Regions from separate parts of the Homo sapiens genome. Here all the other regions are linked to region 3. A link is a contact called in ENCODE Hi-C or POLR2A ChIA-PET data. All regions are on one chromosome and are shown on one strand. The core of a region is the stretch at or near the end of the contact, and the rest is flanking DNA. Distances in the headings are between cores, read along the strand shown. Region 1 holds the start of TARS2 (threonyl-tRNA synthetase 2, mitochondrial). Region 2 holds the start of CIART (circadian associated repressor of transcription). Region 3 holds the start of ZNF687-AS1 (ZNF687 antisense RNA 1). Region 4 holds the start of THEM4 (thioesterase superfamily member 4).

What was found. A loop is a pair of places that touch in the nucleus more often than their neighbours do. ChIA-PET counts read pairs that join two places held with the same protein, here RNA polymerase II (POLR2A). Pooled maps may share reads with other maps.
Region 1: a loop to region 3 is called in a pooled map, with 24 times the contacts of the local background. The contact joins the promoter of TARS2 here to the promoter of ZNF687-AS1 in region 3. A Hi-C loop is called at or near these places in 9 of 50 pooled maps.
Region 2: a loop to region 3 is called in a pooled map, with 5 times the contacts of the local background. The contact joins the promoter of CIART here to the promoter of ZNF687-AS1 in region 3. A Hi-C loop is called at or near these places in 7 of 50 pooled maps. POLR2A ChIA-PET finds 5 or more read pairs at or near these places in 2 of 52 experiments (B cell and WTC11).
Region 4: a loop to region 3 is called in a pooled map, with 15 times the contacts of the local background. The contact joins the promoter of THEM4 here to the promoter of ZNF687-AS1 in region 3. A Hi-C loop is called at or near these places in 1 of 37 single-sample maps with no recorded cell type and 10 of 50 pooled maps. POLR2A ChIA-PET finds 5 or more read pairs at or near these places in 2 of 52 experiments (AG04449 and activated CD4-positive, alpha-beta T cell).

What each region holds. Positions count from the first base shown.
Region 1 is chr1:150,486,133-150,488,832 of GRCh38, reverse strand. It overlaps TARS2 (threonyl-tRNA synthetase 2, mitochondrial), which reads right to left and starts at 1,414. Exons shown (of 18, transcript NM_025150.5): 1 at 1,317-1,414; 2 at 779-975. The coding sequence starts at 1,382. RefSeq lists enhancers at 1,320-1,589, 1,083-1,589.
Region 2 is chr1:150,281,114-150,283,813 of GRCh38, reverse strand. It overlaps CIART (circadian associated repressor of transcription), which reads right to left and starts at 1,260. Exons shown (of 5, transcript NM_144697.4): 1 at 181-1,260; 2 at 1-9. The coding sequence starts at 546. It overlaps LOC124904414, which reads left to right and starts at 1,632. Exons shown (of 2, transcript XM_047438213.1): 1 at 1,632-2,153. The coding sequence starts at 1,798. RefSeq lists enhancers at 578-1,519, 1,876-1,955, 994-2,194, 2,276-2,385.
Region 3 is chr1:151,280,603-151,283,302 of GRCh38, reverse strand. It overlaps ZNF687-AS1 (ZNF687 antisense RNA 1), which reads left to right and starts at 1,374. Exons shown (of 2, transcript NR_135595.1): 1 at 1,374-1,760. ZNF687 (zinc finger protein 687) reads right to left here and starts at 1,004. Exons shown (of 9, transcript NM_020832.3): 1 at 908-1,004. RefSeq lists silencers at 383-542, 823-1,102, 1,784-2,124 and enhancers at 271-1,156, 1,203-1,432, 1,463-1,662, 1,157-2,041.
Region 4 is chr1:151,908,204-151,910,903 of GRCh38, reverse strand. It overlaps THEM4 (thioesterase superfamily member 4), which reads left to right and starts at 1,393. Exons shown (of 6, transcript NM_053055.5): 1 at 1,393-1,544. The coding sequence starts at 1,446. RefSeq lists enhancers at 421-1,008, 997-1,116 and a silencer at 1,357-1,666.

The DNA of each region.
Region 1 (2,700 bases), core at 165-2,664, 790 kb after region 3:
GTTACCAGAGGCTGGAAAGGATGGGGGAGGGGAGATGAAGAGGTTGGCTAATGGGTACAAAAATAGAGTTAGACAGAAGGAATATGCTCTAATGTTCCATAGCAGAGTTGGGTGAATACAGTTAATAATAATTTATTGTATATTTCAAAATAGCTAGAAGATTTGAAATAGTCCCAACACAAAGAAATGATAAATGTTTGGGGTAACAGATATCCTGAACACCCTGATTTGATCATTACATATTGTATGCATATATCAAAATATCACATATACCCATTCATATGTTCAATTATTATGTATCAATTATTAAAAAGTAAATTAATGATTTAAAACAGACAGGGTTACAATCCACAGTGGGGAGAAAGTTGCTCATCTCTCAGCAACTGTAAACTTGCAAAGGTGAAATGAGTTACCAGAGCAACAGAAGCTTTCATTTCTTTCCCCAATGAAAGGACAGAGACTCTGATGCAGAAACTAATACAGATAAAACAAATCTCAGGCCGGGTTTGGTGGCTCATGCCTGTAATCCCAGCACTTCGGGAGGCTGAGATGGAAGGATCGCTTGAGCCCAGGAGTTCAAGACTAGCCTGGGCAACATGGAGAGACCCCGTCTGTATAAAAGAACAACAACAAAAAACAAAAACAAAATCTTCAGGAAAGGCTATCTTAATGGGGACGGAACAGAAACAAGCAGACCAAGTTTTCTTCCCCTGCTCAAGTGAAGAGAAAGTAAAGGGGCAGAAGGATAATCCTGGTAGTTACAGGATGGGCCTGTTACCTGATCTGCCGGGCTAGTTGGTAGGGGGTTGTGTTCCATGCCACAGCATCAATTTTCTGGCCTCCAGGAAGTGATATCTTAATAGTCCGGGGTTCCTTCTGTGCCATGCTTGCTAATCTCTTTACCTGAGCAGCCCACAGCTCCTCAAAAAGGCCAAGCCGCTCTGCCAACCAGCGTGGAGGGGTCGACACAACTGCCTGGAGGGAAAGATATATTAGCAGGTAACACACGTCCCATCATTCTTTCTTAGAATTGCAGATGATGGCACTTTGGGATGGTTAAGTGGACTTCGTCCGAATTCCTACTTTTTAAGGGGATTGGGTGATACAAGACCCTAGGCTGGGGGTCCTTCGAGCTCAGAGTCCCCCAGACCGCTAACTCGAGAATTAGATAACGAGTTTAGATACGAGTCCTTTTCTGGGGACTCGGAGGACCAGGGAGAGGAGGAGTGGCGTGAGGCTGGGTTAACATAAAAATTTGGGGGCTTCGGCTGGGCTAAGTCTGATGCGGATCGGAGCTTTGGGGGTGCCTCACGCACCGTGTGTAGCCTGCAAGCCTGTAAACCTTGGAGCCGGAGACACCGCCACCTCTGATACAGGGCCATGTTCCTTCACACCAGTGCCTACATCCTCAAACAGATTATCGCCGCTTCTCCTCCACGTAATTCTTCATTGGCTTCTGGTCCAACAAAGTCCGTGTCTATTGGTTACTACAGCTGCCACTCTAGTCTGGCACCACCTCCAGGAACTCCGAAGAGGTACACCCTACACAGCACCAGCAGCGGTGTGAGTGGTTCCGGCTGACCGGAAGACCGAAAATGTAACACACCCTCGCTATTCCCCCAGACCCGTGGCGTTTCAGCTGAAACCCAAAAATAGCAATTAGGCGTCCTGTGGCTTTGAGGACAAGGGCAGGTGAACTTTTGAGGGCGAGAGTGGGAGAAAACCAGACAGGAAATGGTAGTAATTTCCCTTTAACTATACATTTTATTTTACGTGGTCCTTACAGCAAGTAGCAAAACTTAAGAGCATAGACTGGGGAACCAGACAGACCTAGTGTAAATTCTGGATCTGCCATTAACTATGTAATTTTGGGAAAATTATTAAACTTCTCATATTTATTTAATAGAGACCGGGGGGGGCGGGAGGGGGGGGCGGGTCTCACTATGTTGGCCAGGGTAGTCTCGAACTCCTGGCCTCAAGCAATCCCTCCCCTCCCCCCCACCAAACCGCCACCGCGCTCCGGCCTCCCAGAGTTCTGGAATTACAGGCATGAGCCGCCTTGCCTGACCTATTTAATTTCTCTAAGCCTCAATTTTCTCAACTATAAAATGAGAATAGTGTTGCTCCCAATTGTTGAGTTAAATTTTATGTAAATCGTCTAGTGTGGCCCATGGTTTTTTGGTAATGGGCAAAAGCAACAAGAAGCTATTATGATAAATGACTGTAACAGTTTTATTTTTTAATTTTGAGACAAGGTCTCACCGTTGCCCAGGCTGGAGTGCAGGGGTACAATCATGGCTCACTGCAGTCTCGACCTCCTGGGCTCAACTGACCACCTCAGCCTCTGGAGTAACCACTTTAAAGCTGGAGCAAAGATGGCCGCGCGCAGTGGCTCACGCTGTAATCCCAGCACTTTGGGAGGCCGAGGCAGGTGGATCACCTGAGGTCAGGAGTTCTAGACCAGCCTGGCCAACATGGTGAAACCCCGTCTCTACTAAAAATACAAAAATTAGCTGGGCGTGGTGGTGGGCGCCTGTAATCCCAGCTACTTGGGAGGCCGAGGCGGGTGGATCACCTGAGGTCAGGAGTTCTAGACCAGCCTGGCCAACATGGTGAAACCCCGTCTCTACTAAAAATACAAAAATTAGCTGGGCATGGTGGTGGGCGCCTGTAATCCCAGCTACTTGGGAGGCTGAGACA
Region 2 (2,700 bases), core at 11-2,510, 1.0 Mb after region 3:
TTCTTTACACTGTAGGAAAATAGGACAAAGGCTGTAAGAAGACAAAAAACTGCCCACACCAGCAGTGGCTCTTCCTTCACCTCCAAATCTGGGAGTCAATACTGTCCTCACAGGGTCCTTATCAACCAGCTGGGTGCTAAGGCACTCCAGGAGAATCTCCTTTCACCTGCTTTCTCTTACCTTCTGGGCAAACAGCAGGTCTCCCTCTGTGGTACAACCTTGGGTGTTTAGACTGGTCTCCAGTTCACCATCTCTTGATCTTTTCGCCCCAGATCCTGCCATAGGAGAAGCCGAACCCCGCTGTTTCGGATGAGATGGTGTATGCTGGTTACCGGAAACCTTCGATCGATGCCTGCAGCGGATAGGACCCGGGCTGGGCCGTGAACCTCCCCTCTGCCCAACAGTGTCTGGCCTGGGCCCATGGGCCCCCTTGTCCTCCCTCTCACTATCAGAGGGGAAGCCAAAGTCACTGTTCACTGGGGAGGTGGGAAAAGACGAAGAGAGAGAGTAGGAGGAATAGGAAGAAACGCTAGATGGAGAATCCATAGGTCCAGAAGCAGGGGCTATAGAACAGCTCCTGGAGTACCCAAAGATCGGAACCTGCAACTGAAGAGCAAAGCGAGGGAGTTTGAAACCAGAGTTTAAGGATTAGGAAATGAACTGGGAGATTGGGGTGTACTGCGTGGGATAATACTTGTTCTCCCCCTCCCCAATATTACCGGTCTCAAACACAATAGAAAAAGACATTTCTACCCCCACCCCCGCCCATTAAGAGCTTGGGATTCCCTCTCTGGCCGCCGCAGAGCAGCTCTCGGTCTGACGCGGCCTCCGTTCTTTTCTTCCCTCAGTTCAGAGTAAATACCGACTTGAAAGACACCTTCCCCTCCGCCCGTTGTTCGCCAGGGCTATTCGCCAGCCTGAGTCCGCAGCAAGCCTCTCCACCTGAGGCCATGCCACCCACAAGCAGTCAATCTGGGCACGCGAACCCACCTGGTGATCCTACGGGAACCGCCCCCATAGAGACTGGCCTCCTGCCCTCTCCCAATCTTTCAAGATCAGGATCCCTGCGCCGGTCTCTCTGGGCTCGCACCTGCCACGTGATGCAAACCCTCCCAATACCAAGATCTGCATTCAGCCCCCAAATCCACTCCCAAATACTCCCTAACAGCTCGCTTTGTCCTCCGAATCTCCTTACCTGTTGTCAGCCGGCTCAGCCCTGGCTCGGTTTCCAGCTCCTTCGCCGTCTCTCCGGGTCTATCTACCCACCTCCGCCTCTCTCAGTGGGCCCCGCCCCTTCCCCCCCCTCCCAGACACGTGCGGCCCGGCACGTGCCTCCCCCTGCTTACACAGATCTCGCGCCCTCATTGGTTGTGTCGCCGGTAACACGTGACTCTAGTTACTGAAGTCCATAGCCCATTTGCTACAGTACAAAGGGGCTCAGCCAGTAGAGAGGCAGCCAGGTGATGATTGGCTGTAAGGGAAGCATTCCGTGCTCCTCCCCTACATGCGGCTGCTGGAGAGGACCCGGTGATGAGAAAAGGAGGAGGATGGAAAAAGAGTGGAAAAGAAGGGAGGGGAGGAAAAGGGCGGAGCCCGTGGCCTTAAATAGGATGGTGATGCGCCAGAGATGCGCGGTTTGAGTGTTCAGAGATTGGTTGTGCTACTGAAGGCGGCGGACGTGGGACCCCCGGTTCCGTCTCGGGAAGTAACTCATCTGCCCCCTCTTTGAACACCTCCGCTCACGAGCGCAGCACGTGGAAACCGTCAGTGATTTGTGTCTGCAACGTGTGTGAGAGAATGGAGGTGTGTGACACGGTATATTCTCCTGCTCTCGGCGGCCCAGCCCTCGTGACTCTCCGGTCTCTGTTTCACCTCCCCCACCCCTTTCTCCTCCAAGTTGGGTGCCTCCTGCCCTGCTGGGTGAGGAGGGTGGGGATTGCAACCGAGAACACCGCGTCCTTTCTGGCTCCCGCTGGGGCGGCTCCTCCATCCCTTTTCTTACATAACCTACCACGCACGTTACCAGCTCAGATGCCAGCCCGCCACGACGCTAGAGGTCAAAACGAAACTCAGTTTTTCCTGACTTTTTTATCCAGGCTTCTCGGGCCCGGCGTCCTAAATTATCTGATTCCAAGCACGGGGAACAGAATGGGGTAGGTCCCTGATCTCCTAGGTTATGGTTTTGTCCAGCTTCAGTCCCTTCATTTGTCCGCTGGAGAAGATTCGAAAGACTTTGAAGGAGGGGAGGGAGGCAAGTCCAGAGTTTAGAGAGTCTCAGAAGTAACTGGGACGTTACTATTGTCGTTGCGCCTTGCATTTTGAGAGTACAATGGAGAGGAGAGCAGGGCCCAAGGACTGTGAGCTGGTTGAAGATAGGACGTCGGAGAGACCGCAAGGGGGCAGCCCAATTCTAATTAGGGTCCCGAGGATAGCGAATTAAAAAAAAATTTAAGTGAGTTTGTCCCTGCCATAATTACCAACTGCAAAAGGCACATTGTTGGACAGAGGTGTGGGTAGGGGTGGGTAGGTGTGAATATTTTAAGTCTATTCTAAGTAGTTTTTGATATTTTACCTTATGTTTTAACAATGTGCTTATTCTTATAAAAAGAAAAAAAGATTCTAAAACCTCAACCTCGTTTCCCCAAGCACACTGTTTCAACACCATACTTAATAAAATAAAACAAGAGAATTACCAATATG
Region 3 (2,700 bases), core at 125-2,624:
GGCCTGCAGCGCAGAGGAGGGCGAGGGGCTGGCGGCGATTAGGTTGAGGCCAAGCTGGGTAGCAGACGGAATTAAGTCCCTGCCATCTGCCGAGGGCTGGCGCGGGGAGCAAGTCCTGGGTTTCGAGGAGGGGGCGGGGTGTACACATGAGAAACTACAAGGGAAACTGAGGCGCGCGGCCCTTCTCTCACTCGCACCGGCGTGCGAAGCGAAGGCCGGGCCTCAGCCAGGCCAGGCCCTTTGGGAGCTGCTGCGCAGCACCTGGGGACCCAGGACTACACAGGATAGGGTGGGGAGCTGGAAAGAGGGGAGGAGAGAGGGGACGGTCTCTGCGCGACTCTCAGCTCTCTAGCTGGGGTCCGTCCCAACTCGGACCTCGTCCCCTCCCCTCCGGGCGCAGCGGAGCCTCCTCCCGCCGCGCACTCCCGGAGGCTCGCTAGAGACTGGAGACTGATCGGGGGGTGCGCAGGGGGCCGGGGGCGCAAGCCTGAGTCTTGCCCGGGCCCGGACGCTGACCCGCACCCAGTCGGGGTGCAGGTTCTGCTCCGGCCTGGCCCAGGTCCCCCGCCCCCATCCCCGGGAACGGACACCATTTTAGGTCGCGACATCCCGCAGCCTTCAATCTCCGGGCCGCACTTCGGGTGCCTCTCGAGCCGGGGGCGCCAGGACCTGGGGTTCTCGACCCTCCTGGGGGTTTACCCGGCTACGGACTGTGCTTACAACAGGCCAGGAGTTTCGCCCATCCGCCCCAATGGATGGAGGCGGTGTCTGGGCCTTCCTAGAAGCCGCCCCAGGGGGCGGCGCGGAGAAGGGGGTAGTTGACCAAGTGGGGGAGGGGCGGGGGTATTTACCCGCCCCCCCCAAGGGGGCGGAGCCAAGGGCGGGTATTTACCCCAGGCACGCTTACTTGTTCCGCTCCTGGTGCGGGCCGAGACCCGGCGGTCTCTACCCCGCTCCAGCCGCTGCAGCCACCGCCGCCCTCCCCGCGGCCGCCGCTACTTCCTGCTTCTCTCCGGTTCGGCCTCCCCACTCCCTCTCCTCCCTCCGCGCTCCAGGTCTGGGCTGCCCGTTTTCGCACTCGCCATTGGCCCTTGCCCCCGTCGCTCAGCCCTGTGCCCCTTCCAGCCCCGCACTGGGTTGGCCCTAAATACTGCCGCTCGGAACTAGCCCCGCACAGTCCTCTTATGCTCATTGGGCAAGGGGCCGAGGCCCTCTGAAGATACCTCTCCCCATTGGCTGCGCCGGGGTCCGTCTGCCCCATCTACGAGTCTCGTAAACGATTGGCCTCCGCCACTGTCGCTTAGAAAGAAGCCAGCCTGCTTCCCAGCTTGCCTACTGGAAGGGGGAGCACCCAGGTGCGTCTCCGCCCCTCGCTCCCTACTGGCCGCTCGAAGCTTGAAGCTGCAGTTCACTTTCGCGAATGTAAGGAACCCAGCTTCTGTGTGGTGGGCACTGAGAGCAGAACCGCATTGAGTCGGAGTGGAGCACAGAAGTGTAGGTCCTTTTGCGCTGTTTCAAGCTAAACCCGTGTCACTGATGCCGTACAGAAGTTACAGAATGGGACGCCACCCCAAACATTACGTCATCCGCTGACCATTTCCTTGCGGTCTTCCCACCGTCTAAATCGCCATATAATCTGATGGATGGGGTCCTCGCGCGGTTCAGCTCCTGGGCGACAGCGTAACCCGTCGCTCCTCCCTCTGCGGGAGGGCGTGGACGGGGCACGGGATTTGGAGCATGGAAGGAATCGGGACCTAAAGGTTGGGAAGGGCTCGCGGACCGGAAGCGGGGGAGGTGACGTAGGAGTGCTGGCGTGGCCGGGCCATTTCCAAAGAGGCATTAAAGGAGCAACTGATAGGCGTCCTAAGTATGGGCTGGGGGGGGAACCGCCAGCTCCATTTCCCATTTAAGGGCTCCCCTTTTCCCCGCCCCCAGCATGGAGTGGGGGTGGGGTCAAGGTCGAGTTTTCCCGCGCTTTGTTGCCACGCCCCCTGGAGGCGGGGGAAAGGGAGGAGTCGCTCGGAAAATGAATCTCCTTGATGCTCTAATAGCACTCACTGGCAGAATTCGTATGCAAGCCCAGTGTGCCACCTCGCGCACGCAGCCGCTCGTTAACGGCGTGTTTTTATTTTTTAATTAATTTTTTTGAGGCAGAGCCTCACTCTGCTGCCCAGGCGGGAGCACAGTGGCGCGATCACGGCTGACTGCAGCCTCAACCTCCCAGGCTCCAGTGATCCTCCCGCCTCAGCCTCCTGAGTAGCTGGGACTACAAGTGAGCGCCAAATCGCCCTGCTAACTTTTTTATTTTTTGAAGAGACAGGGTTTTGCCATGTTGCCCAGGCTGGTCTCAAGCAATCCTACAGACGTGAGCCACTACTCCCTACCTTGGCGAAGTTTTTTATTTTTTATTTTTTGAAACGGGGCCTCATTCTGTCGTCCAGACTGGAGTGCAGTGGCGGGATCTCGGCTCACGGCAACCTCCGTCTCCCAGGCTCAAGCAATTCTCCTGCCTCAGCCTTCCGACCAGCTGGGATTACAGGTGTGCGACACTACCCGCCCGGCTAATTTTTGTTTTTTTCTTTTTTTTTTTTTTTTGAGACGGAGTCTCGCTGTGTCGCCCAGGCTGGAGTGCAGTGGCGCGATCTCGGCTCACTGCAAGCTCCGCCTCCCGGGTTCACGCCATTCTCCTGCCTCAGCCTC
Region 4 (2,700 bases), core at 144-2,643, 630 kb before region 3:
GACCCCATCCCTGCCACCAGGAAACTGCAATACTATTAATATATTAAAAAGGAAGACAACTGAGATAAAGGGAATGTGGGAGGTTGGGGGGGGTGCTTAGGAGATATCAGAATACAACCTCTTAGAATTACAGAATCTCAACAACCATCCTTTATGCCTGATCTTCGGTTCAGTAGCTCTAGGATTCCAAGGGGCCCCTCCTAACTGCATTGCCTTCTCTCCCCAATTCCCTTTCTCTCAGAATGTTACACCTTCCCCCAGTTAATAGTGTAGGCTTAAAATGTATCTAGGTGTTCTTACCTACTGACAAACTGCTGGAGTTGTTCATGGGAAAGGAATCAAGGCAAAATATCTAATGCATTCAGGTCATTCGAGTTTTCTTTTTAATTTATTGCTTTTTTGAGATGGGGCATCAGTATGTTGCCCAGGCTGAAGTGCAATAGCAGTATCTCTGCGAGACTCTGTCTCAAAAAAAACCCATTAGAGTCTTCACCTTAGGATGGACTAGGGCTATGGCATACTGGTAAGCATTTAAAAATAAAGGGGTATGATGGCCCGGATTTGCATTATCTGAGTAATGGGAATACTCCAACCCAGTCCGATTTCAAGGTCCCAGTGAGGTTACTGAATTCGAAGCTCAGAAGGTATGCGCCTAGTATTCCCACCATACGAATACAAGCGAGGTAAGTAACCTCAAAAGCATCGATAACAGTAAAATAGTTACAATACCTGTTACGCCTTTAGTATCCATTACCTTCGTTTAATTTAACTGTCAGTTTACATAACAAAAGAGTCTTTTAAGGCGTAAGCGCGCTCCTGGGGAGGGTATGGGGCTGTTGGCAGGGAAAGCAGCTTTTCGATCGTATAAATGCTCTTTGTGCCCAGACTGCCCTCTATAAATCAGCACTATCAACCCTGTCCAGAGACTTGCCCATGACCTCCAAGAAAACACTTTATTCATACTACTCCTAGCGTGCGCTCCTACCCGCCCCAGGGACTTCAGTCTTCCGGGGGAGGGATAACTACTTGGGGACACGGAGCACTGCGTACGCCCTGGGTCATGTGGGAAGGATGACCGCAAAGCCTCCAGTCGGCGCGCGGGTTCCGGGGCTGAGGGGCTGAGGGGCCCAAGGCGATAACCGGGATCCGCTCCGGCCGCGCTCCTCTTGCCTTTGAGAAGCCCCGGAAGTGGCCCGGCTGTTGGCCGCAGCGGGAGGTCTTCGGAAAGAAAAGGCCGGAACCAGAAGATAGACTCAACAGCGATGCCCTACCCGGACCCCGCCGGCCTCACACCCCGGCCAGCCAGCCGCCAGTAGTGCGCACCGCCTCCTCCCCAAGCCCCGCCCTGCGTCCACCCCAGGGGTTAACTCGCACGCGCGCTCTTGTGGCGGAGGTAGAGTGCGCCGTCCAGGGCTAGAGCAAGCGCGGCCCCGCGGCCCGGAGCCATGCTGAGGAGCTGCGCCGCGCGCCTCCGCACGCTGGGGGCTCTGTGCCTGCCGCCAGTAGGCCGGCGCCTGCCGGGAAGCGAGCCGCGACCCGAGCTGGTGAGTCTGGGCACCCTCGGGCATGGGGCGGGAGCAGGACTCAGAAACACGCCTGCGGTAACAGAGCCTTCGATTGTTATCCATACCCCAACCAGCCAATCTCAGAATAAAAGCTCACCTGGGCACCACAGGGCAGCATAAGCAACAGGGGCCTAGGAATACAGTCCTGAGATTCAAACCGTTAGAAAAGGGATGGAAAGGTGACCCCGTTTTTTTGTTTTTTAAGAGACAGGGTCGGCAGGGCGCTACCTGAACTGCATAATTTAGTCTGTCTATTTATATTTTGACAACATCTGTATTTTACCAATAATATTTGAGGCTGTTTTTATTTTTCAAAGATTAAAGTGACGTGAACTAAAAGATACCACAGCTTTTATCTTCCCTTTAAAAAAATATTTGATCCAAACGCTTATCTTCCTTTAGGTCAATTAATTAGAGATCTTTTTATAGACATCACACACAACACATATATAACTACACAGACAGGCAGAAGAAAACCCAGTTGCCATAAGATCTTTCATCACAGGGAGAGGGATCTATCTGCTTTTAATTCCTGGGGTTCCATGAGGAAAACAGAGATCGCCCCTCTTATGCAGGCATTAAAAGTGGCAAGGCAAAATGGAGAAAAATAACTCAGTCGACCGCAAAGAAACACTTTTTCCAGCAAAATAAGGTCCAAGAAAAGGAAAACATAAAGGCCTTATAAATATAATTACAACTTAGATATCTACTTTTAATTAAGCTGAGCACTCCTTAAGAAAATTCTTTTAACACCCTTATTATCTAACTTTAGCTCCACCAAGCGGCCAATATTTCTGGCTTTCAAACTTTACTTAAAGGCTCAGAGAAAGGAAAATCCAAGGTGGTTGGTGGAGGGCAGGGGAATCGACAAATAGCGAAAGGGCATACAGATACCAAACCAGAAAGGACTCATTCCCTAAGCCAGGATGAATCTGGGCCATGCCGGGCTAAACGAAGCTATGCAATGGGGTTACAGGCCACGCCCCCAAGGACGTAAAACAAGATGGAGGCCTGCAGCGAAGTTTGCTGTGGAGCATACAGAAAGACATGCAAAACACACAGATTGGCTACAGCTTACGACTTACCTCACAAATCCTTTCGCACAAAACTTTACAGAAAATATAAACGGTAATCC